Regions from separate parts of the Mus musculus genome. Here region 2 is linked to region 1. Evidence: chromatin loops called from intact Hi-C (ENCODE). Cell type or tissue: heart. All regions are shown on one strand. Each heading gives the region's core, and the rest is flanking DNA. Links, peaks and the distances in the headings are about the cores only. Region 1 overlaps Ulk4 (unc-51-like kinase 4). Region 2 holds the start of Ctnnb1 (catenin (cadherin associated protein), beta 1).

What was found. Peaks named below come from ENCODE experiments on the same cell type or tissue, not always from the same donor. Only the 100,000 strongest peaks of a DNase experiment are listed, where the experiment ranks them.
Region 2: it touches region 1 in a loop (2.6-fold over the local background); 2 of 42 quality-filtered maps call a loop at or near these places.

Annotation. Positions count from the first base shown.
Region 1 is chr9:121,050,245-121,066,149 of GRCm38, forward strand. All of the region lies in intron 34 of Ulk4 (unc-51-like kinase 4), which reads right to left. Among named protein-coding and RNA genes, the nearest start is that of Gm34945, 81 kb to the left of the region's middle. In heart, for the core only: CTCF peaks have their summits at 8,489 and 9,297 (motif pointing right); DNase peaks (open chromatin) are centred at 7,347 and 8,097; H3K27ac peaks cover 1,029 bases.
Region 2 is chr9:120,925,751-120,941,655 of GRCm38, forward strand. Ctnnb1 (catenin (cadherin associated protein), beta 1) reads left to right here and starts at 7,650. Exons shown (of 15, transcript NM_007614.3): 1 at 7,650-7,888. 4930593C16Rik (RIKEN cDNA 4930593C16 gene) reads right to left here and starts at 5,052. Exons shown (of 3, transcript NR_040753.1): 1 at 5,010-5,052; 2 at 4,620-4,917. It overlaps Gm38502 (a long non-coding RNA gene), which reads left to right and starts at 3,253. Exons shown (of 2, transcript XR_380012.2): 1 at 3,253-3,606; 2 at 4,313-4,459. In heart, for the core only: a CTCF peak has its summit at 10,796 (motif pointing left); DNase peaks (open chromatin) are centred at 6,781, 7,671, 8,621, 10,791 and 1 weaker place; H3K4me3 peaks cover 4,130 bases; H3K27ac peaks cover 3,053 bases.

The DNA of each region.
Region 1 (15,905 bases), core at 4,487-12,486:
TGAAAATGGCCATCCTACCAAAAGCAATCTGTAGATTCAATTCAATCCCCATTAAAATTCCAACACAATTCTTTATAGGCCTTGAAAGAACAATACTTAACTTCATATGAAGAAACAAAAACCCCAGAATAGCTAAAACAATTCTCTACAATAAAAGAACATCTGGATGTATCGCCATCCCCGATTTCAAGCTATACTAAGGAGCTATGGTAACGAAAACTGCATAGTATTGGCATAAAAACAGACAGGTTGATCAATGGGGTCAAATCAAAGGCCCAGATGTAAATCCACACACCTATGGCCACCTGGTGCTTGGTAAAGAAGCCTCTCTTAGTCAGGGTTTCTACTCCTGCACAAACATCATGACCAAGAAGCCAGTTGGGGAGGAAAGGGTTTATTCAGCTTACACTTTCCACATTGCTGTTCATCACCAAAGGAAGTCAGGACTGGAACTCAAGCAGGTCACGAAGCAGGAGCTGATGCAGAGGCCATGGACGGATGTTACTTACTGGCTTGCTTCCTCTGGCTTGCTCAGCTTGCTTTCGTATAGAACCCAGGACCACCAACCCAGGTGTGGTACCACCCACAATGGGTCCTCTCAGCTTGATCACTAATTGAGAAAATGCCTTACAGCTGGATCTCATGGAGGCATTTCCTCAACTGAAGCTCCTTTCTCTGTGATAACTCCAGCTGTGTCAAGTTGACACAAAACTAGCCAGTACAAAGCCTGAGATGCACAACAGAAAAAAGAAAGCATCTTCAACAAATGGTGCTGGTCTAGCTGGATGTTGGCATGTAGAAGAATGGAAATAGATCCACATCTATCACTCTGCTCAAAACTCAAGTCCAAGTGGACCAAAGACTTTAGTATGAAACTAGATACACTGAATATGTAATGGCTGTTCTTGCTTATAACTTGACTATATATGGAATGAATTACAATCCAGAAATGGAGGGCACACCTGTGATCTGGATCTTGAGGCATACATTTAATCTGGGCCATACCTTCTGCTGGAAGCCTGTATAAGGTTCCCTGTCTACTGCCCTCACTTTGCCAGCACATCCATTGGAGCCTACTTCTTCATGATTCCATCTTATACAGAAGATAAGACATCCAGCCTCGTGGAACTGGGACTGAGCAATGGCTAGATTCTTGGGACTTTCCATTCACAGCTGGCCATTGTTGGACTAGGTAGACTGCAGCCTGTACGTCATTCCAATAAATTCATACACACACACACACACACACACACACACACACACACATGTGTGTGCACATATATGAAAGAGTATATATATGTACATATATATGTATATATATATACACACATATATATGTATGTGTGTGTGTGTGTTAGAGAGAGAGAGAGAGAGATTCATTCTATAAGTTCTGTGACTCTAGAAAACCCTAATACAGAACCTAACAGAGGAGAAGAGAAATTAGGGAATAGCCTTGAATGCACTGGCAAGGGAGACAACTTCCTAAATAGAACACCCATAGCTCAGGCACTAAGATCAACAATTAATAAATGGGACCTCATTAAACTGAAAAGCTTCGGTGAGGCAAAGGACAATGTCAACGGGACAGAATGGCAGCCTACAGATTGGGAAAAGATTTTCACTAACTCAACATCAGATAGAGAGCTAATGTCCAAAATATATAAAGAACTTGAGACATCAATAAACCAAATAACCCAATTTTAAGATGGGGTACAGATTTAAACAAAGAATTCTCAACAGAGGAATCTCTAATTAAGAGAGTAAAGAAATGCTCAACGTCCTTAGTGATCAGGGAAATGCAAATCAAAACAACTCTGAGATTCCATCTTGCACCTGTCAGAATGGTTAAGATAAAAAAATTGCAAGTGATAGCTCATACTGATGAGGATGTAGAGTAAGGGGAGCGCTCCTCCATTGCTGGTGGGAGTGCAAACTTTACAGCCATTATAGAAATCAGCCTGGAAATCCCTCAGACATTTGGGATTCCATCTAAGTCAAGACCCAACTACACTACTCTTGGGCATTGTCTTAGTCAGGGTTTCTACTCCTGCACAAAACATCATGAACAAGAAGCAAATTGGGGAGGAAAGGGTTTATTCAGCTTACACTTCCACATAGCTGTTCATCACCAAGGAAGTCAGGACTGGAACTCAAACAGGTCAGGAAGCAGGAGCTGATGCAGAGGCCATGGACGGATGTTACTTACTGGCTTGCTTCCCCTGCCTTGCTCAGCTTGCTTTCTTATAGAACCCAGGACTACCAGCCCAGGGATGGCACCACCCACAATGGGCCCTCCACACTTGATCACTAATTGAGAAAATGCCTTACAGTTGTATCTCATAGAGGCATTTCCTCAACTGAAGCTCCTTTCTCTGTGATAACTCCACCATGTGTCAAGTTGACCGAAAACCAGCCAGTACAGGCATATACCAAAAGGGTGCCCATTCTACCACTTGCTCAACTATGTCCATAGCAGATTTATTCATAATAGCTAGAAACTGGAAACAAACTAGAACTCCCTCAACTGAATAATAGATAAAGAAAATGTGGTACATCTACACAATGGAGTATTACTCAGCTGTTAAAAACAATGATATCCTGAAACTTGCAAGCAAATGGATGGAACTAGAAACAAATCATCCTGAGTGAAGTGCCCAGACCCAGAAGGACAAACATGGTACGCACTCACTTATAAGGGACATTAGTGGTTAAGTAAAGGATTATCATGGTACAATCCACAGCCCGGGAGAGACAAAGTAACAATGAGGTTTGCGGATGGTGGGTGTCATGTATCTCCCTGCAAAGGGGAAATAGATTTTGCAGGCAGACTGGTGGAAAGGTGAGGATGGGAACAGGAGCGTTCAGGTGTTGGGGAAGGGTATGGAGGAATGACTGGAATTGGGAGCATTCAGCTGTGATAAAGAAATGCAGGGCCGTGGAAGCTCCCTGAATTCTCCGAGGGTGAACCTAGAGAAGTCTCCTAGTCATTGGTGGATATGGAGCCCCCACCAGCCATTCTCTACAACCAGACAAGTCTCCCAGCAGTAGGACTGGGACATCAACTCAGCCACCAAACCTTCAACCTCCAGCTTCCCCTGTCTGCAGGATGTGCTGGGGTGATGGTGTCATGGAACTTACGGTAGTAGCCAACTAATGACTGGTCCAACTTGAAACCAGTGCCAAGAGAGAGCCCATACTTAACACTGCGTGGAGGGCCAGGAACCAGAGGCTAGATGTCCAGAGACATGTAATAAAACCAAACATGACCAGGAAAAAAAGTCAATGAAATGATTCCTAGTGGTATTCTGCTGTACGCATAGATCAGTGCCTCAGCCAACTGTCATGACAGAGGCTTTGTCCAGCAAGTGATGGGAGCAGACACAGAGCCCACAGTCAAACACTAGGCAAAGCCAGGGGAACCCTGAAGAGGATGGGAAGGAAGGACTGTAGGAGTTAGAGGGGTTGAGGACACCATGAGAACATGGCCCACTGAGACTGATGTGACAAACACAGCTGGTGTTGTCTGAGCTAGGTGCTCTGCATATGTTTCAGTTGTGTAGCTTGAGGGACCCCTAATAGTGGGAGTGGGATATCTCTGCCTCTTACCCTGTTCTTGGGACCTGTTTCCTCCTACTTGGTGTGAGGGTTTGTGCCTAGTCCTACCGCAACTTGTGATGCTGTTTGGTTGATATCCCTGGTAAGCCCACTCTTTCTTCTTTCTTTCTTTCTTTCTTTCTTTCTTTCTTTCTTTCTTTCTTTCTTTCTTTCTTTCTTCCTTCCTTCCTTCCTTCCTTCCTTCCTTCCTTCCTTCCTTCCTTTCTTTCTTTCTTTCTTTCTTTTTCTTAAAGGAAAACTGAGGAGGAGTTGAAAGAAAGAAAACTAAATTCAAGGCTTCAAAGCCCTACCTTAGTGGATTGGGAGGTGGAGCTGAGAGAAGTAGAGGTTGGGGAAACTGCAGTTGGAATGTAATGTATATAAAGAATAATAAAAAAAAAAGAAGACCTAGGAGGGCAGGGCCAGAGCCGTTTAATCTCTGTTTAAAAAAAAAAAAATTCATCCAAATGTGTTTACCTGACCTGCATTCTCTACTCGGATTGGTCCATCTGGGCTAGCCCACCGTGGTCACGTGCTCACTGTGGTCACGTGCCGTCTTCCTCATTCCCATTGAGAACTTCCCTCCCATGGCTTTTTTTCTCTTCAAAATTACGTCAGCCATTTTAGGATGTCGGGTTTTCTTTATAAATTCTAGAACTAGCTTGCCTGTCTCCAGAAACCTGTTGACTTCTTCAGGAATTGCCTGACTCCTCTTGGGTAGAGCAAATGTTCTCACCGTGGTGCGCCTAAGTGGGAGCGGCTCTCTGCATCTATTTCCACCATCTTTGAATTCTTCTGCAGTGTCCTGGACACACCTGCTCCTGTGTGCCGTGGTGCACTTTACTCTTTGGAGCAATTTTACATACTGTTTTATTTTTTAGTTTGAGTCTCTGCACACTCACTCACTCTTTGTTCACACAGACAGGATTTTTTAAGATGAATTTTCAGGTATAATTAGCACAAAAGCCACAGACAGGTACATGATGACACATTTTGATGAGTTTGTGTTTTCTTTATTGTGTCTGTATCTTGTAGCCTGGATGGAATGTCTCAACCCTGAGAATGGTCTACAGAGTCACCTCCAAGCATGGCTGGCTCCCTGAGAGAATGTGCACTTTTCTTCTCTCTAAGAATGGCAGCCATGACGTCATGACTCTCCTGCTCTTAGAGAAATGGGATTGAGCCGCTCACTCTTCAATACTATGTTGTTTGTAGTTCTTATTGACGTTTTACCAGCTTGAGAAGCCTTCCCATCTAATCCTCGTTTGATGAGAATTTTTATCAGAAACTAGTGCGAGACATTGTCTACGACTCTCAGTATAGCCTCACTGTATATCCAATTTCTTCATAATACTGTGTAGGTGTAGGATATATTAACTGATATTTTCTGAACAAATCTGGAGGGGATCCTGCTGCTATCTGTTGCCACAGGTGTGCTCAATCCACAGGCCCCGAGACTCTGAAGTCAGGAGAGATCCTGGTCTGTGGTCTGGTTAGTGGTGGTTTGTGTGCATGCGCGTGTGCGTGTGTGTATGTTTTGGTATTTTGCTTTCCTGATCATTCTTTGAAATCAATAACAGTGACGCCATCCGCAGGGAGTGGACTGGGAAATACTTTCCTCTTGTATCTTATGTAAGAAATTATGTAAGGCTGTTGCTAAGCCTTTTCTCGTTGGTATAATCTGGTGAAATTATCTGGGTTTCGAGAGATTAGAAATTTAATTTCCCTGATGACTGCAAAACAATTCAATGCTCATCTTGGTTGAAGTTTTGTAGTTATAAAGGAATGGAATAACTTCTTCATGAGCACAATGTTGTTGGGAGCACCCAGGGCTCCTCTCAGAAGCTGTTGGGAGCACCCAGGCTCCTCTCAGAGGCTGTTGGGAGCACCCAGGGCTCCTCTCAGGGGCTGTTGGGAGCACCCAGGGCTCCTCTCAGGAGCTGTTGGGAGCACCCCAGGCTCCTCTCCAGAGCTGTGCCCGGGCCTTCCATTCCATCCCACAGCAGTCATTTCTGCTTCTCTGATCCTTTTCAGTTTCTTGTTAGCTTTCAAATCCACCCCCAAAGAGTTAATTTTTCATTTAATTGGTTTTCCTCTTTTGATTTGCTTTGAGTTAATTTTCTATTCTTTACCTATTTCCTAAAGTAGCAGTAAGGCTTCAGTGCAGCATCATAAGTACATGCCATTGTGCTTGTTCCCACTCATTACCCTCCCCTACCCGCACCCTCCTTCACCCTCCCCCACCTCCATCTTCCTCCACCCTCCCCCACTCTGCTTGCTGATCCCCTCCCTCCCCCAAATAGTTTCATTTCCTCCCTCTCTTCTTGTTAATTTTTTGCTTGCTTGGTAGCAGTGGGGACTGAGCCCTGGGCCTTAGGAATGCCTGGCAGGCCCTGCTCACTCTCCAAAGCATCCTTACTGCGGAACCCAGGCTGGCCTCAAAGCTCCTGAGTGCTGAGTGCCGGGTCAGACTCGGCACCACCACGCCTGGCTGGGCTTTTCCTTTCTTCTCACATAAGGTTTTGAAATTATAAATTTTTCTTTAAGTGATGCTTTTAGCTACATTCTACAAGTTTTGATATATTTTCATTTTAATTCACTTCTATGTATTAAAACTTCCTGTGAGAATTCATCTTTGACCTGTGAATTATTTTAAGTGCACTTGCTTTTCAGATGTCAGACTTCTTTCCTGTAATCCTTTTATTACTGGTGTCTAGCCTGGCTCCGTTGTGGTCAAGGAGATGACTCTAGGAGGAAGACTTGCTCTGTGAGCTCTGGCTCACAGCTCAGGGGTCCAGTCCATCAGGGCGGATGTCAGAGCAGTCAGGGCTTGAAGCAGCTGCTCACCAACACCTACAATCTGGAGGCAGAGAGGGCTGCTGCTGCTGTTGAAATCCCTTCTCCATTTACAAGGTCCAGGATCCCAGCCAGGGGATGGTGCCGCCCACAGTGTGCAGTCTCCCCTCTGTTAATGCAATCATGATAACCCCACAGGCATGTGCCAGGGACCATCTTCCAAGTGCTGCTAGGCTCTATCACCTTGACAATTAACACTCACCTTTGCAAATGCTTATTCTATGCAGAAACTGGTTTATGGCCATTGTTTACTGCTTCCTAGCTTTAGTTATAGACTCAGCCATGTCCAATTAGATTTGAACTTAAGATAAACATGTTATCATTACGCCCATTTGACATCTTGTTTTCAGTCTGCCAGCCTCATTTCTTGGAAGTGCTCTTACTGGCCACCTTGAATACTTTGTGGGAAGAGATGTAAACAGATATACGCATGCAGCGTGGATATGATTCTAAGGACACATACACTTGAATTTTAAGAACTGTTTTAAACTTAAAAATCACAGTTGTGGCGGATTTGTTTCTCTTTAATCAACACATCCAACACAATGTAATCAAAACTCTTTCTCATTGTGTATTCTATTTTAAAACTATTACCTACCACAGTGCTTTGTCAGACATTATATGGGGATACTTAGTTCCATTACCTACCACAGTGCTTTGTCAGCCGTTATATGGGGATACTTAGTTCCAGAGAAGATAATACATTAGCAAAGAAAGAACAAAAATAACCACTTCACAGCAGCCTTTCCTGTCCCTTTGATGTTGCTAACCGTGCCTGGAGACAGATCTCTGCACTGTTAGGACATCTTTTACAGGATTCCACCCAAGGCTGGCAGGCCTGCTGCTTGCCTTGCCTCCATCCATCACATCCTGCCCCGCCCACCCCCATCGGCAGTGAGGTTGTGGTGGAAATGCCCCACCCCAGCCCCAAATCCTAGCGTTGCTCCCTCCCCAGAGGCGAGGGAGTGCCGGACCTCCACCCCAGCACATCCTTAGAGGGACGGTGACTCTAAGTCTACACGACACAGATTCTGAAAACATCTCAAAGACAAATCGGAAGGCACAGGTGGCACAGATGGGTCCCAGCTTGCCCTGGGTAGCATTCAGAGTCACTGCCAACTGTGGAATGGTGGGGAAACACAACTCCTTTGAAAGATCCTTAACACAGAAGGGTTGGAGCTTCAGGGATGAGCCTGTCAACAGTTATTTTAAAGATCAAACACTGACTTATAACAAAGAAGTTTCCACGCGAAAACCTGGATTAACTGGGTTTGGCGTTTTTATTTTATTTTCCCCCCACTTTACAAGTATTTGCCACGATCCTCATCCTCACAGTAATCATGGCTCCTGTGAGCGCTCCCGAGGCTATAACCCACGGTCCTCACGTCTGGGTGACATGCACTTCTTAAGCTGCCTGTCAACTGATCTCTGTATCCTCTCTTGAAATGACACAATTACTGGCTTCTAATTAGTCCTTTGAACACTTTCCAGAATGGCACAGACAATAGAACACTCACTGGCTCCACCCAGGTTGACACAGAAAGGAAGAGGAGGAGACAGAGCCCAGACACACATCCTCAGGAACACAGCCTGCAAAGGAAGTGAGGGATGCTGGGAGGAGCAGGAAGGACAGGGTCCTAACAGGGAAGTGGTAAGGAAAGAGACTGCAATTAGCTTGCATCCCTGAAACTCATCACCAGGAAGAAAGGGAAAGGATTTGTCCAGACGTGACATCCTTCCGGCCTGGCAGAGAAAGCACGAACAGAGGCCGGCATTCCTGAAGGCGCACTGGGGACTGGACAGGCCAGGATCCTCGGACCGACCAACTAGGCTGGGGTCCTGAGCTGAATAAAAAGGAGGCGAGTGGAACAAAAAGGCGTCCATGGGCATCTGTCGGCATCGACAGCATCCATTGCTCTACTACAGTGTGACTACGCTGCTCCCTGTCATGACAAATTCCACCCTCAAACTGTGAACAAAACAAACCCTTCCTTCCTATCATAGTGTCACATGTCACAGTTATTGTCATGGGTCCTCAACAGCGTGTCACCACAAGGGGCAGGAATGAGGAATGCTTTGCTCTGTGGGACCTTCTGGCTTCTTCTCAGCTCCGGATCCTTAGGGAAGAATGTGGTACGGTGTAGGTCAGGGGTGTGAGATTGACACAGGCCACTACAACACACATACACAATTCAGGAAGCCTGGTCCTTACTATGTAGAATTTGAAGGACAGTCTACAGAGGCCTTAGGTGCTGTGACACTCTTGACAAACCATGTGAAAACGTCCCCAGCCTCACCCACAGGCTGCAGATGTGTATCAGAAGAAAGACTTAGACAAACATCAGGCAAACCACCCATGGATATAAAACAGAGAAAACATATGCTGGTGGTTGTTGTTGTTAAGGAAAATGAAGAGTGGCATCGACTTTGATCTTATTTCTATTCTCTCTCATTTCCACAAAATCCTAGCTCATGATCACAGGGCTTACGTTACTCTTGAGCTCTTGGATTAAACTTTCCTTCCCTGTTGACACTGGTCCCTCACTATTCTGTTGGGTTAGATTTTCTTTTTAAAGTTTTCTCATCTTCATCCTAAATGCAAATGGTCGTCAGTTGAGAGACGTTTGTAAGTAGGCTAGGAAACTCGCTATCACTTTAGCACAATGAGCTGGGAGCCTTGCCACTGGCTCTGTGTTCTGGATCACCAGGGCTACACAGGGGGTGCCTGTCTCTTTAGTATCTAGGATTCATTTGTAAACCACATGGCAATATTTGAACATCAGCACTTACAATGCAAAATGCCCCATTGGAATCTGTCCCCAAGGGCTCCTGTGTTGAACACTTAGTCCCCAGTAGGTGGTGCTATTGCAGGAGTGTGCACCCTGTAGGAGACAGGGCTGGGCCAGATCAAGTAAGAGGTGTGAGGGGGGTGGCACAGTTCTTAGGGTCACTGCCCTTTATCTCCCCTAATCTTGCTCTCTGCTTCCCCTCCTCCAGGAAGACTCTCCTCCTCAGGTGTCTCAGGAACCTGAGCACCAGAGCCCCCCTGACACACCAAGGTCATACAGTCGTGTTTCCTGAGTCGTGACTCAGGGGATGCTAGTGTTTAACTCTTCTGAAGCGCAGCGGCTCTAACTGCTTCTCACCTCTCTGTTCCTCAGCCAGGGAAAATCATACTCTGTTTCCTATCACAGACCGTCCTTAGAAAGGTGATTTCTAAGAAAAAAGGACCTCTAGAACACAGACAGGGTGATTGTGTACCGAGAAACCAACATTTAACTTTTCAAACTGTTTTGACTGGGACCTGTGAGAGGGCTCAGTAGATAAAGATCCTTATATCACAAGCCACATGATCTAGATGGAGTAGGTGCCGTTCACAGACCGGCCTTCTGGAGTTTGATATTTACTTACTTTGAAGCCAAATTTGGCAATTTATATTTTTCTATTATTTTCATCTATTTTCCACATTGTCAAATTTAATGCCTTGAATTTTGTGTATTTTGAGTTTGTGTGCTCCTTCCTAATGCTACAGCCAACAACAAAAACAACAAAACAACAACAACAACATGAAGAACAACAAATCCAAACTGCAGCTTCCTGAGCTGAATCTTCATCCATAAATAGCAGAGCTAAGAAGAGTCGGAAGCTGCAGTTAGGGGAGGAAAGTAGAAAAATGGGGGCACTGCAGACTTCGAGCAGAAACTGAGCCCCACCAGATCAGTAGTCATTAAAAGCACTGATTGCCAGTTGTCTTACTGTGGGAGCTGATGCAAACGCGGAGTGTGCCGAAGCCTGAAGGCAGCACCAGAAAGTTACTGCGGGCATTCAGAAGAGCATGTGCTGCACACGACCCTAGGAGCGTCTGAAGTTCACACTGATGCCATTCAGCCACTGAGAAGCACAAGACTGGCAGCCAGATGCAGATGTCAAAGAGCTCATAATACTCAAATACAGAGCAAGTACAGAGAAGAGTGTGCCCATACCCATGACCCAGGAGCTTGTGACTGCAAAGGGAATGACAGAGGCAGATCAAATGTAATAGGCCAAATGCCACAGTGTGTGTGTGTGTGTGTGTGTGTGTGTGTGTGTGTGTGTGTGTGTGTGTGTGTGTATGTGTGTGTGTTGGGGGTGGGGTGGGTAGTTTTACTACTCACTTCTACATTGCTTGGCTTCTTGTGATGATCATTCCTATTGCAATTAAAAATCCTATCCCTACAGTTAAAAAAAGGAAAGGAAAATTTCTCAGACACTCGGGTAAATGGCCTCCATGTGTCATGAGTTATATACTAACCTCTCCATACAGTAGGGGCTTGGGATACTGCTAACAGCTTCCAAAAGACTCAGTGTGTTAGGACCATCAGAAAGGAACCAAAAATGCACAAATGTTTGGGTTTGTTGTGGAAAGTGCCCGCAGAACTAGAGTCCAGAAGCTGGAATGACTCTTGACTGGGGGACTGGGGACGTCAGAGTGTGTGGACACAAGTATGAAGACAGCAGTTCAGATCCCAGATCATGTGTAAAAGACAGTGGGTGTGGTGACCCACCTGTCATCCCAGCACATGAAGATGAGAGAAGAGGATTCTGGGAGTAAGCAATCAATCTGAGTTCAACTGAGAAACCCTGCATCAGGGAATAAGGTAGAGAGCAATGGAGGAAGCCATCTGATGCTGACCTTGGACTTGCACATGCTCACAGACATACACCCACACCTAACACATGTGTGCCCAGCACACATGAGCATGCATACATACATGCACATAAGCATATGTACACACACACACACACACACAAGTATATGTACACACACACAGAAAAAAAAGGCTGTTGACTGAATCAAAGACTGTGAAAATCCTCCCTTGTATTAAAATAATTCCTTTCTGAAGAGTTCAGATCTAATGAATATAGGTATGAAGTAGAAGGTATGCCCTCAAAGAAAATAAGAGGTGATACAGGCTTTCTTTAAAAGTGTGAGTTCCGAGGAGGCAATGGCTGTCCTTTAAAAAAAAAAACAAAAAAACTGCAAGGCCAATTCTACAAAAATTGTGCCTAACACTAAACCAACCAAGTGATTTACAGCAGAATCAAGTCTGAGAGACACTGATGGAGCATAGTTAAGCCTTTACCGTCTGGATGTTTAGCGTGAATTCTTTAACTCAAAGTCACAGCTTCCAAAGGACATGGTTCATTTATCCAAGAGACGTATCCAGACTGAATGAAATAAGACTGTTTATCTAAGCTGGGACTGAAGGACTCTGAGGGCCCAGAGGCGCCTCTGCAGTATGGTTGGTGTGCTCTGAGGACCCCTGTGATTGCAGCATAGTAGAACTCAATCAGCATGCTGTGAGCCTCCAGGTCGGCTAATTGTAGAGTCACACTCTTTGGAAATGCCCCCGGGTCCATTATTTTAGCACATTAACAAGGCTGTGTGCAGAGAGGTTTGTTACAATACGAGCTAGCTGTTTATCAGATGGGGGTAATATGATTACAGGGCATGCAGCATGGGAAAACCCCTGAGACCCATAGACAGGGTAATGCTGCAGGCATAAGGCCAGAACAAAAAGCCAAACATTGTTATCAAAACAGCTAACCCACTGCATCACGGTTACGGGTGAATAGCCACGCTATTCAGTGGCTTCAAACTTGACAAAGAGCTGGCCTTTCAGAGAGCATCTACAATCGCATGGCTTCAGGCAGAGGCAAAACTACAACAGAGCACACACAGCCCTAGACTCTGGAGAAATCTGTCACCACCGTGGGTTTCACCACACAGTATTATAACTCAGGGACTACACAACACGGAGCAGAGGAAGTAGGGTGGGGTGTGGACTCTGCTCCAAGGCCTTGCCAAGACCCTGCAGTACCTAACCCTTCTGATCTCCAAATGACTCTAGTGTGTATTATCCTGTCCCCTTTTAAAGTTACTTTTACTTAGAGTGTAACTTGTGGGTTCTATGTACCATGTGAGTCCCAGATATAAAACTCAGTTGTCAACCTTGGCAGCAAGCCCCTTCCCCTGCTGAGCCACCTTTGCCAGCCTTGTATCTGGCTTTGGAGGTAGAGAGCTTGTACTAAGTTGCCCACTGCTGTCACATGTCTGATCACAATGAAGCCCTTGCAACCATAGCTGAAGAGTTCAGAGCTGACCCAGCTGACTCTGGCAACACCACTGTCTCCTGTCAAGGGCCTGACCCTTGAGTGGAATGTCGGATGACAAGGATAGCAGCGCTTCCTGGAGACCTGACTTCCAGTGGCTCTGCTGGTGGCCGGGGGTGGGGGAGGGGCAAATCAGTGGGACTCAGCTTCAAGTGGTCTCCCTTGTCATCCTAAGTACACAAAGGAACCTGCAAAGGCCACTGAAACCTGCAGATGCTAACCAAAGTGGAAGGGCATATAGCCTCTATGCAGCCTTGGGTGGACTTCAGATCATGTCTGGGACACCATAGGATCAAGCACAATGTAAACATGATGCAAATCATTGCTGTGCTATACTGATCAGAGAATGGTGAGAAAATCATCCGTACATGCTCACTACAGAGGTGATCTTCCACATGCTTATCACACATGATCTTCTACACACTCATAACAGACGTGACCTTCTAGATATTTGAAACAGACGTGATCTTCTTTACAAATGATCCAGCTCATGGTTGGCTGGATCCAAGACTGCAGAACAGTCAGAGAATCAGGCTAACAGAGCTCCCCTCCGTTTCTGTGTCATAAGAGATCCCTGACACCCAGCCCCTGCATTTATCTCTATCAGACATTCACTTAGGCCAGGGAGACAAAAGTTTCATAGGATGATGCTTGGCTGTCATCTACAAGAATGTGTGATATTTCCAACTGTTTGGTAACAAAACTAACTGTATTGGGTGAAATATAGATGGAGGCTTGCAGGTGTGACCTTGCAGGTGTGACCTTGCAGGTGTGACCTTGCAGGTGTGACCTTGCAGGTGTGACTCTGGGCACAGAATCTATACAGCACTTGATCCCTGAAAACTTTTACCAATACATGTCCACCTCACTCTTCACAGAAAAATGGCACTGGACAAAACCCAAAGGCAACACACAGAAGCAAGACCATGCAGGCATTAGAAGAAAGCACAAGTGACCATGTCTGATTACATCTGTCATCTCAGATGGAAGGACCCTTAAAAACCAGATGTAAAGCCCCCAAAGTATAAAGGAACCGATACATTTATCTGTAAAATGCCATCTTTGTAATTAAAATATCTACAAAATAAGAAATAGCAAGAAGAAAATGAAAGATCCATTTGCTGTGACAACAAGATGCACTTATTAATATTCAAAGGTGCTGTACCAAGGCAGATGAAGCAGAAAAAGCAGGCAGAAGTCACAGCAAGTGATCAGAGAGACTGACATTAAGGTAATTAATCATGGCAATGCCTTTAATCTCGGCACTGGGGAGGCAGAGGCAGGCAGAGCTCTGTGAGTAGGAGGCCAACCTCTGCATTCTAAGTATTTTGAATTCTGCTTACGGAAGGCATGATGCATATATATGAAACATACATGTATGTAAGTGTTTTAACTTAATAGAGAACAGTAGCACATAAGCCATACATGGCAGCTGGGTGTGGTGGTAGTTCATGCCTATAATTCCAGGATTTGGGTGATGAGACAGGGGGATCACCCTAAGTTCTAGGCCAGCCCGGGCTATAGGGCCCTATCTCAAAAAGCAACAGCAGGGCATGGAGAGACGACCCAGTGATTAAAAGCACTTGCTGCTCTTGCAGAGGACCTGAGTTCGATTCCCAGAAGCCACATGGAGGCTCAATAGCTTGTAACTTCAGCTTCAGGGAGAGGGCATGGACCTCCATCTGCACACGCAGGCCACATGCTGTCCTAGCATGGATGTGACAGCCACCTAGCCTGTCAGCCTTCCTCAGGACTGATGCCTGTGCTCGGCATCACTGGTCAGAGCATCTCTGTTCATCGTGGTAAGATGTTCGTTAGGTCTGAGCCGACTCTAGAACAGGAGCCTGCGGGACACAGGGTCAGGCCTTCCACCTCCCTTGTGCTGATGACTGAGTTAAACATGGCATTTCCCGTATTTGCAGTGTTTCTGCAAGGAGGATTCTGTAATGACCATGGCCTCCGCCCATCTGACAGCTGTGAGACTTCATTTACATGAAATATGAGTTTCTTATTTTTGCCTCAAGAGAATCTTACGTTATGAGCTAGCCATAATTACAGAAATAGTTCTGAGTTGAAAAATATTTCCCTTACAAACTATGCATATGTAAAGGAAGATGGGAAGGAATAGTCTGAAGGTATCTATAACTGAGTGTCTCAGAAGATGAGTGTCTGTCTGCGGGCCTTGACTGTGTGCTGCCTCCACAGGCCCCGTGGAAGAAGGATCAGGAAGAGGTAGCGCACCCCATGACCTCTGTTCCTGAGCCCAGCTCCCTCCCAAGGGAATGTGGCAACCAACCACAGCTAAGCTGACCAAACAGAAAATGAAGACGCCCACTCCAGGCTGAGCATCCACACCACCATGTGGCTTTTTCTAGCAACCTATGCTTGTGATGATCAGGGCTGACGATCACCCAGCCAGGTCTGGAGTTGCCTTGAACAAAGGCTACCAGGTACTCTCATTAGGCATTATCGAGATTAGAATAGTATATGGCCATGTCTGTCAGGAATTGCCTTGATTAAGTTATTCTATGCCTGTGTTTATGAGGGGATTAGCTTGGCTGAGTTACTGTCTTGATTAGGTTAACTGATGCTGGACAGGCCACTCTAATCCCGGGGGCGGGGGTGGGGGGGGGTTCCATTCCATGGACTTTGGTCCTGAAAGGGGAGAGTGAACCAAGCACAAGGATTCATCCCTCGCCGCTTCCTGACCACAGATGCAACCTGGCCAGCGCCCTGAGCTCTGAGGCCAGGACTGTCTACCAGGACAGGCTGCACCAGTCGGCTATGAGCCCAACCAAGCCTTCTCTCGCAGGCTGCTTTTGTTACTGTCTTGTTACTTCGTAGTGTAGCCAGGGAAAAGTGATTCCTACAAGGCAAGGGCCAAAGCATCAGAGTCCATGGCAAAGAGCCTCAAAAATTCTAAAAAACAACCTGTGTGAGGATAAATGGCGATAAGTAGAAACACATGCTCAGCTACTCTGAAAACTGCCTGTAAGAACAGTCTTTAAGAACAGTCCCAGGGAATACTTTGTAACTCCTATCCCACCGACTATTGCTGAGTCTCATTGCAAACCTCATGCTGGTTATTTTTAATTATCTCTATCTTACTGTTTCATAAGTGAATCTTATAGCAATGCAAGCTGAAGTGGTACATGGAGCTGACCCAGAGAAAGGTGCCTTCCTGTGGGTGTCACCTGCGGTACACACAGAGTTAGGGACCCCACCCACAACAGCCTGCTGGAGAGGAGGCAGGAGCTGTGTTCTTTAATGGTGACTAAAAAGTAGACCTGTTAGGAAGCATG
Region 2 (15,905 bases), core at 3,567-11,566, 130 kb before region 1:
TGAAACTGACTCTAGGGCCTGTACATGCTAAGCATCTATTCTATCACTGAGCTGCATCCCTGGCCCTATATGGAAGCTTTTGGAAAGTTCTCCACATATTTGGATAGATAGGTAGGTGAGTAGGTACATACATGGTAGGTAGGTAGGTAGGTAGGTAGGTAGGTGGATGGATGGATGGATGGATGGATGGATAGATAGATGGATAGATAGATAGATACATAGATAGATCCATCTTGTTTTTGGGGACATGATCTGTTCCTCACCAAACAGGCTACACTGCCTGTGAGCCCCAGGGACTTGCCTATTTCAGTCCTGGGCTTATAAGTATACTCACCATGCCTGATTTTGTTATGTGGGTTTGAGGGATTAAACCTATGTCTTCATGCTTAAATGGCAAGCACTTTACCAACTGAGCCATCTCTCCAGCTTCCAAAGGCAAACATTCTTCTTCTTTTTCATGTGCATGTATGTAGGTATGTGTATATGAATGTAGAGTCCACAGAGGCCAGAAGAGGACACTGAATACCCTGGGCTTGAGTTGTAGGCACTTGTGAAACACCTTAGGTATGTGCTGGTCCCCAGCCCTCTGAAAGAGCTGCAAGTGCTTTTAACTACCGAGTTGCCTCTCCAGCTCCCAAAGGCAACTACTTTTAAGTAAGATATTTCAAAATCTTTTGACCTTAAAAGACACCCTTTGTGCTCATTGCTCACTTCCTTTTAAAAACAATAGTAAGGTTGAAAAAGACACAGGATATTTAGATATACATGAAGGAGTTAAGTATATAAAAAAATTGGTAATGCAAGTGACTGTGTATATTCTGGTTATACTGTATACACACACAGTGTATATTCTGATTACATTGTATATATACTGTATATTCTGGTTACATTGGACAGTATGGATGGAGGTTTATTTGAATCTGCCAGTAGAGAGGATCAAGGTGGGAGTCTCTAAAGGACTCTGCAAAGATCAGCAATGACAATAAGTCAAGCTACAAATTACCCAAGTTATGAATGGGTAAAAAGTTAGCTTAACAGATTAAGCAAATGATTTCAGAGTTCTCGAACAATGGGTGACTGGAGCAAATAGAATCCAAAATGTTCCCATAAGCAGCTGGAGGATCCAGAGGTAAAATACAGCAGTTGTATTTACATTTTATAATCTTAAAGTGAGTTAAGCTTCATTGATATTTAGTCTAAGTATCAGCAGCAGTAAATTGTGTGCCATTCAAATAAATATACATCCAGGGGCTCCGTATATAGGATTACTATGTACACTGTAAAATAAAAAAATATTTAGAAATGTTAAGGCACACTCAGGAGGAAGCTGCAGTGTGGTGTGACTGTCACAATCAAGCCAGCACTCAAATCGCCTTAGCTCTGTTTGCTTTTCCCTGTAACAAGACACCCGGCCACAAACTGACTAACAGTAACCATCGCTTTAGAAAACATTGTTTCAAACCTGAGCAGGGTCACCTCTAAGGCTAAGAGGAGGGGTTCCTGGAGCAGGGGTCGGATGTTTGGAGTGAGTAGCACTGACTGTGTGGGCTTCAGACAAGTTTCTCGTGAAACTTAGAGTGGAAGGAGAAATATTTACTGTGGGCAGTTCTTCCCGACAACAGACATGAGAGCGCTGTGTGTTTCCCCACATAGATTTCATAATCACACCACTTCCCTGGAGTCAGAGCCTCAGCCTGAATTGGCTCAGGCTAGGGTAGGAAGCACAGGGAAACCCCAGCAAACGTGGGTGCTTTCAAACTGCCCAACTTTTCTTATGTCTCTCAAAGAACTAGCTATTTCCCTCTCTATAAAAACAACAACAACAACAACAAAACAAAAAACCCATCATGGTCTTCTTTCTCTCTCTCCCATTCCCCAGTACAAATTACAAATTTGTAAACCCGAAATCTGAGTAGATTGAAACAGAGATCGCGAAGAAAAAGGCTTTGATAAAAACAAAAGAATGAAAAAGGCGTGTATCTGACTATTCTGTGGTGAATGTTCAGTGCTCTGTGTAGAAGGCAAGTGGCTCAGACCATCCCTCCAGCTCACTGAAGGAGCATTACAAAGAAGGCACATTTTAAAGAAATAATATACCAATGCAGCACTCCGTAGGTGTGTATGTGGAAAACTGTGGTTTGAATAACTTTGGATCTGTTAGAGCTAATATGTCTGCAAAAGTTTATCAAAATATTAAAATGCATGGATCCTATAAGAAATCAATTTATTCCATTGAAGGCTTATAATTAATGGTAAAAATCATCAAATAGAGTAAAATTGAATGATTAAAAACCTTCACATTTTGCCCTTGATTATGTGTGTGTGTGTGTGTGTGTGTGTGTGTGTGTGTGTGTGTATGTGTGTGTGTGTGTGTGTGTGTGCATGCATGCTGCTTTTTAACAAACACAATTTAGGTTGTCATGCTAACTGTAGCATTACTAGGAGAAAAATCAGAAGGGACTATATCTTTAAGTAAAATTTTTTAGCCTAGTTAGAAAAAAATCAATTAGTATATCCCTCTGTTTTTCCATGCCCAAAGTCTCTCTCTCTTTTTTTTTTTTTTTCTGAACGGTAGGTATAAAATAGGAAGCAAACGCTTACTTGTGGCATCGCGACCTTCTTCCAGGCCCCTGCTGGTGCTACTCGGATTCAGAGTGGCTTTGGCACAAGCTTGTGGTCTGGCTGCAGCAGCTCTCCCTAAAGCCTTCCCCCTTGGTGGCAGGTGAGGGTCACATCACTGAAAAGGATCACCCTAAAAACGAGGCTCCTCTAAGGTGGGTGAACGTCATGGTCTTTAAAAATTGTTCCTTCAGATAAGGAACTATTTTCTTCTCAGCTACACATAATTTTTGCTGTTAAACTGATGTTGTCCTTAAATATGGTGGTCTGTGTTTAATAATAATTTTTAAAAAACCCGTATAACTGGTCCATATGTTTTCCAACTGAGACAGCATAAAACCTCCATATGTTTCAACATGCCATACTGTGGACTGTGGTGTACACACACACACCACCACCACCAACAACAACAACAACCACAGGACATTATATCCACTGTAACTAAACCATTGGGGTTGAGTTGGGGAGGATTTTTTTTTTAATAATAACCACATTTGTTGAACAGGACATATTGTTCTTCATTTTGTTTTAGTGGCGGTGACGGTCCTTGTATTTAGACTTTATATGGCCTGGGTTACCCAGCTCACAACAGAAACACCTGCACCAAATTAATTTGTTGTAGCACATTAATTATCTCATAGCTTCTATTTAGGCTGCAGCTGTTGCTATTATGTTAATAATAATTTTTATCACCACTGTATACAACAGGTTATGGGAAGAATAGAAATATCTCTTTGGGGGGGGTCCCCCCTTGTCATTTCCATGTTTCGATGTCAGAAGGGAAGACTGTAAGAAAATCGGGCAAATTGAGCCCCCAAAGCGCACTGTAATTTTCTATTTCTGAACGGATTTGTGAGAGAATGGCTGAGTGAAGTTAGCAGAGCGTCATCCCCCACACAAAGATGGCGCGTGCAGAATTTGTGAGAGCGGAAAGGGGTGTGGAAGGAAGGACAGGCAAGTGGGGACGGAACACTGCAGTGCTGGGTGGTGAGTGTTTGCGAGGGGGCGGGGGGGGGGTATGCTGCAGTTTCCATGAAATAATAAGGTGGGGGAGAGAGAAGCAATGCAAAGAGTGGGTTTTTCATTGTCTGTAAAATATAAACACAGATGAGTTCTGTCTTTGGTTGGTTCATGCTTTTCATTCAGCACAGCAGGGATGTTCTTAAGAAGTTGCCCTCTGAGAAATTTCACTAAATGGGAACCGTGGACCCTGCATGATGGGATTATAATCACACCAGCCACTCCTTTTACATAATTTTTTGTTTAAGATCCAGTAAGACCCCCTGTTTTTTTAATATATCTAAAGCAATAGACATGTATATGTCGATAAACTGAGGGTTCGCGTCGCCCCCACCGTAGCCTGGTGCAAGCTGAACAAAAACCGGGGTGATATCCTCTTCTATAAATCTCAATAGATTCAAAAACAATATGAAAATTTTCAGCTGACAAGAACATGTCTGCTGCCTGCAGTCCCTGCAATAGCTCACCATGTTGCCTACTAACCGAAAGATCAAAAATTATCGATTTCATGGCGCTGTGTGCTCTGGAAAAGAAAAGCTACTTTAACATTTGCATTGTTTAAAGACATCTTTTAGAAGAAAAGGCTCGCACCCCCCCACCCCAAACTCTTTGGGATGTGAAAATGGCTTGTTTTCATCTCCCTCATGATTTTCTATAATTCTATTATTTTTAGCAGCTGGAGTCCAGAAATGATTTTTTTTCGACGAATTTAGGATTTTGCCGCAGTGTTCATCTGCAGTCCCAGAATCCTCCGGTAAGTTAATCCTTCTTGCGATGGGAAACGCCTTGAACCTTCTTGTGAATAAAATACCTGCAACCATTTTGAAATTTTTAATAGAGGGGCTGTGTGTGTGAGTGCATGTGTGTGTGTGTGTGTGTATTTTTGCACGCGTATAGTATTGGGGAGTATGCGTGTCAAAGCATGCTTTCCTAGGACCGCATTGGTATCTGTTCTGAGAAATATGAAGAAACATATATACCTCTGTGCCCTTTGCCTGTCACGATGAGTCTCCATTGCTTCCTCATCTCGCTCTGTACGGTAGCCGTTAAAACACATCTTTAGAACATAATCCAAGGAAGGCCCGGAGAACACGCAACTGCAAGCGTGAAGGTTGGTGCCAGCATAACTAAAGGCCCAGGCCACAGCCACCTCCGTACCCATCACCTCCCGCTTCCTTCACGGTCCCTCCTTTGCTCTGGAGCCGTTCATGGGCTGCGTGCGAGAGCTTTCCACGGAGGCTCTCTGCGGAATCTGCCCAGTGGGTTACTAGACGGCCTCTGTGTGGGAGAAAAAGCCACACGTAGTCTGACAAGAGGTATTTACAACTGCTTAGCCTGTTCAACTGGAAATCAACAAAAAGATGACATACCCCTGACACGGTGTTTTACAAATCAAAAGTCTGGATCCATAAATAGCCCACTTGACGAACGTTAGAACGGAAAGCGGATTGTGATTTTTTTTTTTTTTTTTTTTGCCTGGTGTTTCCACGTTATCATAAAGAAATTATTTTTAACAGGTCTTAGAGAGTCAGTATTGGCTGTTTCTGAGTGTATGGCTCTGCTGGGAAAGGAGTCTTCCTTCCCAGGGTTATTGGGATAGGATCCAAAGTGGACCACACCCTAATTCCAGTGTGTTTTTCCATCTTTTGTGCCTATTGTCAAATGGACTTGGCTGACAATTACAGTTTTACTTTAAACGATGAAGGTGTTAATCAAAAGACGTCGGCTGTCCTCAAAAGGAGGCTCATTGTTTTAGGTATGCAGTAAATGTTTGACTAATGGATTTTTTAGAGCAGAAGGACCAATGCTGGCTTATTAATACTTACTTCTGCACAAAGTGCAAACACAGACTGAGCATGTGTGTGTGTGTGTGTGTGTGTGTGTGTGGTGTGTGTGTTTTAGTGAACATCCTCTCTGCTCACTATTATTCTACACTATTCAGTGTAGGCAAAGCTTGATCTGCAGGTGGTCTGATTACAGGACAAACACACCCCCATCCCATTTCTCAAAATGAATTACTTTATGTCGAACCCATTGGGCTGATCTTGAGGAGAAGGGGTGTAGAAGAGACACCAATTGCCATCTATGTGAAGTGTGTTACCTGGGGTCAATTATTTTAGCAACTAATTTTATAAAACCACCTCCTCCTTAGCTGCTTATGTTATTTTCAAATTAGCTCATAAAACCAGCAGGTTTCTTTATTCATCAGGTATGTTGATGACGTGTTTCTTTCTGGTGTAATGACAATATTTGTCTTAATTTCACAGAAATTGTCATCTGTTTTTGGTGACAAAATTATGGAATAGTCTTGTTTCATGAACGAAGTGAACAGAAATCTAGAGAAAATGTAAAATTCAGCTCACTGGTTTCAAGGCCAGTCACCTGGTTATGTCTCCTGCCGAGTTACACTGATAGGAAGAGGAGTGTTTGCGTTGTGGTAAAATCTGCCTTTTCTCTGAAACATATTCTCTGAATTATCAATAGGGATTGAGACTTTTAATTCTACGCTGGGGTTAAAATGCCAGAATTATGTGCTCTGTCTTGGCGTCTGGCTAGAGGAATATGAATACAAGGCTGTCTTTATCTTTTAGATTTGTCAGTGGTGCAGGCGCTTCTTAACGAGTTTTAATAGTGTGCCCTTTAAAAAAGAAGCAAAATTGGGACACAGAAAAAGAAGCAAGTGTCAAAAAGAAAAAAAAAAGAAAAAGAAAAGAAAGGAACCCCCCCCCCCCCCAAAAAAAAAAAGAAAAAGAAAAGAAAAGAAAGGAAACCCCGGACAGAGGTGAAGTCAGCTATCTAATTTTAAACGAATCGACCAAATATTCTTTAACTCTGCATGTGACAATTAAAATTAGGGGTTGGTAGCTGCAACCACCACTGGTAGGGCTTTGGTAAAATACCTTTTCCTGCTCTATCTCTCTGAGTTATGGCAGGCCAAGTCAGCCCCAGCCAGCAGCAGAGTTTACTCTCCGGAAATCCGAGCAGAGCTGCAGAGGGGAAAGGTCTAGACAAAGGCCCTCACTGAGCAGCTCCAGCATGGTGGACTGTGGTGGTTCACAGAGTTACGGTGATATGTCTTTAAGATAGAAAATTGAGTCATTTAAAAACTAAGCTGGCCCTACAGCACCGGCCCTGCCTCAGTGATGCATGGGCTTCCTGCCAGTACCTGTACATAAGGACCTATTGTTTACTTGCGTTAATTACAGCGCTGGGATGAAAGAAGGCAGTGGGGCAACTTTCCCTGTTGCCATTGTTTGGGAAGAGACGTGAGCTCAGAATAATAGGCTGGAGACAGCCAATTCACCCCAACTGCTCCAGTTTTGACAAGTGCCAATCGTGAAGGACAACAATGGGGCCATTTCCAAGAGAAGATCCAACTTCACCCTATTGTCATGATTTGGGGGGGGGGGAGCTCTCGAAGGATACAAAATTAGTTTTGAAAATTTAAGAGGTTACCCACAGGTCCTCTCAGCAACACACTCGAGTTTCTCAAACAATACAGAAAAATCGCTGTCCTTGGTCCCCACGCCTGGTTCTACTGACCCAGTGAGTCTGGGTAAGATGGGGTTTCTAGGAATCACGCTGGTGAACGCAGTGGTGGAGCTGAATCACTTGTTAATAGATGTTCGCAGACACTCTTGGGGACTCCAAGGCCTCCTGGGGTGGGGAGGAAAGGTGGCTGGGCCCCAGGTTCCCTGTCCGGATTCCAGAGGCACAGCGGGAAGGGAAGCGGGACACTCCTGGGAGCGGTAAAGTGTGGTGGGGTCCAATGGTGGTTCAGGGGTGTGGCGGCCGGTGCACCGGTGATGGCAGCCTCGAACCTGCGCCGTCCGAGGCCGCACTCCACCCGGCCCGCGGCGGCGGCCCGCTCTCGATTCCTTTAGTTTCCAATGGAGCGGCGTCTGGACGCCCCGCCCCGGCTCGGCCCCTCCCGGCGGCGCACGCGCAGAGCGACTCGGACTGGCGGGGACTACTTTCCCCGGCCCGCCCGCGCCCCGCCCCTCGTCCTCGCGCGGCGGAACGCTCCGCGCGGAGCGGCAGCGGCAGGATACACGGTGCCGCGCCGCTTATAAATCGCTCCTTGTGCGGCGCCATCTTAAGCCCTCGCTCGGTGGCGGCCGCGTCAGCTCGTGTCCTGTGAAGCCCGCGGCCCGGGGAGGCGGAGACGGAGCACGGTGGGCGCCGAGCCGTCAGTGCAGGAGGCCGAGGCCGAGCGGGCGGCCGCGAGTGAGCAGCGCGCGGGCCTGAGGTGCGGCGCCGCGGCGGGCCGGCTCGCGCCGCGCCAGCGGGAAACTTCGCGGGCCGGGTGGCGGCGGGAGGCCGCGGGGACGCGCGGGCTGGGGCCGGGGCCGGGCGGGCGCGCGCCGGGAGCCCGGATGGACGGCTGGCCGCCGTGGGGGGTGGGGACCGCGGTTCGCGTCCGGGCTGGGGCCGCCGCGGGGGCGGGGTGGGCGGGGGCCTCGCCTCCGTGGCCCGCGGAGCCGGGGGGACGCGAGACCTGGCGCTCGTCCCCTCTGTCCCTCGTGGAGCACGCACAGACAAATTTTTTTTTCTCCCTGCAACGACCTGACTGTGAGTTTGAATCCAAACAACTTTAAGCCGTGGAGTCGCCAAACTTGGATGCAGCGGGCGGGATGCGTCAGGAGCGTGTTCTCGGAGGGTGGCTTCTTGGACTCGCGTGGGGTTGGTGGCTGCGGGGCCGAGGTCCTGGCGGGAATTTGGGACCGTGGACGAGTCACCGGCCACTCCTGGTGTTGGAGGCGGGGGGGGGGGGAGGTGCGCGGGATCCGAAACCTGGGCTTGGGGGAGGGGGACTTGCCCTTAGCCAGTAAGTGTGGGGTCCGCTCCAAGTGTTTCTCCCCAGCGCGTTTGCTTTCTGAGCGAGACGGAGTGGCCGGAGCGCGGACCGCCAGGGCGTGGGAGCCTGGCGACTTGTTCTGAGTGTTGTTTGGGGGACCAGACTTGGAACCGACGCTCCCAAGTTCGGTACCCCAGGCCCGCTCCGGTGAGCCCGCTGGCTGCGGGGCAGCTTTGTCTCGGGCTCGGGTCTCCAGACATCTGTGGGCTCCCCTCCCCCGCGCCCCCCGCAGCCCCCCTCCCGGGGCCTGAGCTCTGAATGGAGAGCGGCTGGGCTGCTGGTATGCGGAGGTCGGCGAGAGGAAATCGAGGAGTGGTTTTAGTGAAACGAGAGCTTTGTGCCATGAATAATGGTGGCTTAGACCAGACAGCAAGCTGAGGAGACGGCAGCTTTGCCTTTGATAAAGTCTGCCTCATGTTTTTCACATGGCCAAGTTGTGAAGCGTTTTGTCTGGGATTTAGGAAGCCATTTCGCTATTTACTTGAGGTTTGCAGATGTCTCAGTGCAGTCTCTCCTCGTCCCGGGAAAGAGCTTGCTTTCTTGGTTCTAATTTAATGTTGCTTAAGCTTGTGGCCTTTGTATTTCGGTTTTGTATGTCCGGCTCAAACTTTGAGTTAAGGCCCGCAGTTACATTTAGTTCACTTTCACCTTAAACATTCAGAAATCCCCGAAATTAAAATGAAGTGCCTCCAAGGTTTGTTTGAGAACGCCCTTTCACAGCGGACAACATTGTTGATGGTACTGGGGATAGTCATTCTGTGACCTACCTAACCTTTGTCCTCAAGGCCGAGTCTGGACAAGGCCTTTAGTGGTGGCAAGGAAGTTGGAAACTTGCAGATGTTTCTCTACAACAAACCCTCCCAGGCTGAAGTCCTTAATTAAGGAAGCAGGCTATCTGGAAAGCTTAGCTTGCCTGGGACAGAGTCCTGGGCCTCACAGTCTGTAAAAAGACTATCTTCAGATAGGGAAACATTTAATCGAATGCAGGCGTGAAGAAATAGAGTTTAACTGTCATGTGATCATTTCTCATAGTCTAGAGCAGTGCTTCTCAGTCAGTCTTCCTGATGTTGTGACCTGTTAAAATAGTTTCTCAACTGTTATGGTGACCCCAACCGTAAAACTTTCCTTGCTACTTCACAACTGACTTTGCTACTGTTGTGAACCATAATGTAAATGTTTTCCCACGGTCTTAGGTGACCCCTGTGAAAGGGTTGTTGAACCCCCAGATTGAGAACACTAGTTTAGAGACTGTATATTGGGTATCTATGTCTCCAGCTTGAAGGGAAGTATCTACTGCTGTAGTGACGATGGGACTAGAGACTGTGAGTGAAGCCTTAGCTCACGAGTCTCAGAATCCCAGAATCCCACCGCCAAGGTGGAGGATGGGGAACTTTCTTAGTCGGAGTGTATTTTGAAATGTGTGCTCAGGAAAACTGGTGGAGCCCTTTTGCAAATAAACTCAGGGCAGAGCATGGACAAGAGCCTGTGCACACTGCAGGTGGCGAGTGGAGTGGAGTGGTATATTTACAGTCGTTTGTTGCTGTACTTCTAAGCAGGAAGTGGACAGTGAAAGTAGATGGAGTCAACTGAAATATCAGTGCTGAGGTGAGGTGAGGTGAGGCCAGGTCGTGGTCTCTGCCCATCACCTAGTGGTAAATTTTTAGTGTCCTTGGCCAGAAGCAAACCCGAGGGACAAACTCCTGAAACGGTGTTCACAAACTCGTAAAAACCTTGCAAACGTACAAACATTTTAACTCCATTTTCTTTTGTTGTTTTGTGGCCCCTGTCAACTCCTTTTTATTTAAAACAATCTCACTGAAGACATCTTCATGCCACAGAGAGTAAAGTAGATGAGCAGCTACAGTTCTGAGGCCTGTGGAGGCAGCCTCTGTCCTGAGAGGACGCAGCTTGAGGAATGTTAGGCAGCCCTGCGATGCTTGCTCTTCAGCAACACCGGTCATGGTGTGGTTCCTAGGTTAGCTACAAGTTTTATAAAAGGAAAAGTGTTTTGTGTCAATTGAAAGTGAATCAGAACTTTCCGGAGAAAGGTCTTTTTTTCCTCTGTTTACCTAAGAAATCTTCCTTTGTATTTAATGTAAAATCAAGCTTCCCTTGACTAAGAACCCTGATTTTTCTGCTGGGGTATAATTCTGGAAGAAAGCATCTAATCTTCCATGGGGAGAAGGCCTTTAAAGGAAGTAGGCAGTCCTGCTAGGACTTAGTTGTGTCTCTTAAGACACATTTCCCAGTTTCAATTGAGACGGCAGTGCTCTAGTCATGCCGAGCGCCCTCCGGTGGACAGAACACAGGTCACTTTTCCTCGATCTCTGCAAGTTTGTGTGGAATGGATCCTGGTTACTCTGTAAGGAGAACCAGTCGTACAGTACTCAGTACAGTTAAAAGACTGGCCTGGGAGGGTAGGAGCGTCTGTGAGAGAACAGGTGGTCTAGGGCACATCTGCTTACAGTGTGAGACACCAAATGCTCAGGCTTCTCGGAGTAAAGGATGACGAATAGAGGTGAAATTCTTAAGTTCCCAGTGAAGATCTGTCACTGTAAAACACAAGTGTATTTCCCTCGGGTGAAGTCAGAGCAGTACTGGTAGTGGGAAGGTTTTCTGCTGCACACTCAGAGTGCTTTCGTTCTTATAGACCTTCATTTCCACCCCTGTAGTGACGTTCAGTCCCTTCTGAAAATACCATTTCAAATCAGCCAGGATAATAGAGTGAAGCATATTCTGAATTAGTTTTTGAAGTGAAATGGTCAGTTTATGAAGGATTCTTGAGAGTTTAAATTTTGTTTTTGGATTCTGCTTTTCAGAAACAAGCTAAAATCAAATGTAGAGATGGCGATCCATTTAGCCTTCAGAACTCATGGAAACATGAATAGAAATTTCTTGCTTTAAGGGAGCATTGTCACATTTGAATGTGACTTTAAGAATTACTTCTCTTATTTTTTAAAATAATTGTATCATTTCCCCTTCCATTCCTCCGGACCTGCCCATATACCCTTGCTCTCATTCAAATTCATGGCCTCTTGTAAATCATTGTTACGTATGTGCGCGTGTGTGGCACACACGCGCGCACACACCCACACCTCTAACTACAACCTATTTGGTTTATATGTTTTTAGAGCTGACCATTTGGTATTGGATAACAATTGTACTATTTTCTAGGGAAGACTCTCAGCATTTCTTAGTTGCCTGTAGTTCCTTGTGTCTCACGGTCTGCCCCTCTACTCATCTGAACTGACAATGCTCCCTTCAAATACGGGAGACTACAAAAACCCCACTAGTAGGCAGGAAAAGCCCTCTTTTGAAATGTTGCCAGGTCTGTCCACTAGACTCCAGAACATAGCTAATAGCCTATTGCTGTTACCCTTGGTTGCCCCCAAGAAGTAGAAGGTAAGTCCCTGTTTATACCAAGGCCTAGAGGATGCTCTCTACCTGATTACTAGTTCTCTTGGAACCAGAAGACACAGCACAAGCCTCCAAAGGAGGGAGGCAACCAACAGTCCTTTGCAGCTTATGATGCCTTCAAACCACAACCATGACAAACGTGGCATGATAAACCCTAAGGGTGCAGTAATGGGATTGCATATTTCGGGGTAACCATTTCTAGTTGGATATAGAACCAGTTCAACAAGGGGGAAATGCCTGGTGCTGGAAACCTGGCCAACTACCCAGGGCTAGTGAACCCATGGGTCTTGGTGGAGAAGTAGCTTAAGTCCAGCTCTACATGGTCTTAAATGTCCAGACTCAACGTGCTAGGTGAATGTTACAGAAGCCCCACAGATGCTGTGTGCATAGTCTGTCAGTTCACCGGCTCCTTTAAACCATTTCCATAGTTTCACTTAGAAGGCTCTAAGCTGAGTGTAGTATTAGGCTAGTCCCAAACTTAGAAACAGTGCTGAGGTGGAGGTCAGGTGAGTGTTTTATTTTAGCAGAGCATTGTTCTTGATCAATTTATGTTTGTGTGGAAGTGGTCTTTGTTTATGTGGCAGAGTTTGGCTGAACTTGATACAGCCAGCTGGTATTCAAAAGCATCATCGAAGCCTGATGTGGCTCGCTCTGCAAGTCACAGCAAAAGGCTGAGGCAGGAGGACAGCCTGCAGTACAGAATGAGACCATGTCAAAACAAACAACAAAAGTATGTCTGAATACAGCGCTGTAGCTGTGATAACCATGTGCACAACATGGGTCTGTACATCTGTCCTAGAACACTCACCTGTCCCACAGTCCTGTGTCTCTTCTGCAGCTGCTGTAAAGGTGCTGAGACTATGCAACACTGCACCTAGCTAGGGTCTTGTAGTATTCCAGGGTCTTTTCTGGTTGTGGTTTATCAGCGTTGGTTCAGAAGGCTATGCGTTTCCACTTCCTACCATGCAGTGCCATAAGAAAGCCATGACCATCTAGAGCAGCGCTTCTCAACCTTCCCAATGCTGTGACCTTTTAACATAGCTCTTTATGTTGTAGTGTCCCCAAACATAAAAGTATTTTGTCACTACTTCATACTGTAGTTTTGCTAATGGTATGAATTGTAAGTATCTGTTTTTGGATGGTCTTGAGTGGTCCCTGTGAAAGTGTCATTGGACACTAAAGGGGTCACGACCCCCAGGATGAGAACCACTGGTCTAGATTCTGTTGGAAGCTGCCTCAAGCACTTCCCATTTTTTCTTCTGGTTTTATTTGGGATTTAACTCAGTTTTCGCATTGATAGTCTTTTTAAAAATTGATCTATAACAGATATATTAACAGTTTTAAAGAGGCTGTGATTTATAACCTTTATTCCATGTTAAGTCCTCCCATCAGAGACCTTATCTGGAGTCAGTGGATTTGATTGCTGCTGGTTGGTTGGAAGGGGAAGGAAGAGTACAAAAGATGGAGTTGGGACTAACTTAAAAATGTGTAGTATCAGACTTTCCAATAGCTGAAGAGATGGGTGCTGTGTACCCATAAGTGAATATATGCTTATGGGCGTTAGTCACATAAAACATAAGGAATGGAGTTCACTGCGAGATGTCTTGGAAGTGCAGTTTGAGGATCTCATATTTAGGTTGGAGTAAGAATTTGTTACAGGGTGGTGGCTGCAAATGGTCTCCAACATTTCCTTAATACAGATTAAGCAGGTGAAGAGCTGTGCCCCCTTCCAGAACTAGAGCGGCAAGGGCTCAGGAATGAGTTCCCTCATGGTTTGGATGTACTGTTGTAAACAAGTGTACACCACAGGGTTTCTTGAATGGTTTTTAAACACTGTTGACCCACTGTAGTGGGTTTGACTTATTGCTGCTTGCATTAAAATGTTAATTTTGGTCCCCAAAACTGCTTATTGTGTCTGCGTGGAAGACACTGAGGGATCCTGCCCCCAGTTAGTCTGATTGGTAAATTAAGATGCCAGTAGCCAATGGCTGGGTAGGAGAGACAGAGGCAGAACTTGAGAACTCCCTGGGCTTGGGAGGAAGGAGGAGGTCCGCCATGGCAGGAGTATTTTAGGTTTTTACTTAGCCAAATTGTGACTCCATGCCTGATAACTATCTGCTAGAGGCCTTTATTACCTACCTTTAGTTGTGTTGTTACATTTCCTGGGTCCTAAAGTTCTGGACATTGTCTGATTCTGTTCTTGTCTAGGAAATTGCAGTTGAAATCTAGGAATACAAGAAGAGCTGCAGACACTCTGGAGGGCAAAAAGTGGTGGTGTTAATGCTGGAGGCAATTTTACCTACCACCATGGAGGCTGACTGAGTAAGGGTGCTGTAATCACTTAACAGAAGAAAAGTGGTCTTCTGAGGGGGTGCTTAGAGATTGCCTGTGTGCTGAAAGGCTTGGGTTTTTCCTTAATTGCCATTGTGTCACAGTTCATATTTCTCTCTGAAATTTCTATGAAGACTGGTTACCTACCCTTTTCTCTTCAACTAGAGGCACAGTTGGAACCCATGACCTGATCCATTGCATCAAGGGTCCATTTTGACAGTAAGGGGCATATTGCTTTCTTGACAACTGTCACTCTTGTCACTCTGCCTCGGCAGGGATAACCTATTGCCATCCTTTTGCCGCTGATCACCAGCAAGCCTGTCAAGGTGTCTGTAGCAGTTTCTTGTGACTTTTAGTTGAGGTGTGGCCTCTTCTTACATACTTCTGGCCACTGGACTCAAGGGTCTTGTAACTTGGCATTGATCATTGTGTCAGACTCCAAACTTTGATGATGCCTTCAAATTATACATCGCCCTGCAGATGGTCTATATTTCAGGTTTCTGCCTGGAACTCTTCATCAGCACTGGATTCACTGTCTTGATCTCCTTTAGACCAGTCATAATTCCTTGTAATACACATTTAGAATTGTGTCAACTCGTGTGGTCTGGCCTATGAATTGTTTCCTGGTAGTGTGGGTTCTGTTGGGTAATTCTAGAACATAAACGATTCATGGCATTGTTTGCACTGTGTAGTTCAGCTACCCTGTCCCCAGCACGACTTTGTGATGACATCTTGTTTTATGTTCTTACAAAAGGTTGTTTATAGGGTTGTGTTTGGGATTTTGATCTTATAGTTCCTTGACTCCTCTAGTAATACTGTTTTCTCCTTCAGTTCAGCCCCACAGTCCTGTTGTTACATACTCAGAACTTTGCCTTCCTCATCTCATTCCAAGCACCCAGCCTCCCAATCCTCTAGCGAAGACTCAGTTTATGGGGCCGTATGGTGTCACAGGCTTCCCTGCTCCTCAGTCTGTGGACCCCACAGCCTGCCCCTTGCGACTTCATGCCCAGTGCTGCCTCTGCTTCTTCACCTTCCTTGTGGTGCTTCACTTCACTCTTCTCCCCTCTGACCCACACCACTTCCTCCATCCCCACTTAGCTTTGTTCTTGCTTTGTCATTGCTAAGAATAGTGAATTGGAAGAACTCCCTTGGATGGATGATCATTGTGGATGTGGCCAGAACAAGAGCATCATTGCTCATCCTTCTCCCTCCTGTTCTTCAATGCTTCTCTGAGACCTGCCTGGCTCTTGCTGTCTGCATATGGACATGATGTGACTTAAAGCACTAATGATTTTTTTTAAGTCCACCCAAACCCCCAACTCATGTCAGTGGCCACCATGTTTCATGGCTTAGGCCCCCTTTAAGATATTGTAGCATCAGCCCAGTTCCTACAATTGCTTGGAACTTGACTTAAGAGTCTACTATACCTGGGCAAGCTTTCTACACTCTTAGCCTTGGCAGCTCCTTGGCTGTTTCCTTTCTCTGACCTATCTATGTTGCATGTCTGAGGTGAATGAAGGGCTAGTCATTGATCCTCCCTGTCTGGTTCCTACTCACCCAGGATCCAGCTTTAAATAGATACTCTGATTTGCAAATCTAGCCTTGATTTCTCTCCTGTAAATTCTTGATTTTTCTCCATAGTGCATGAGTGCTGGAAGAC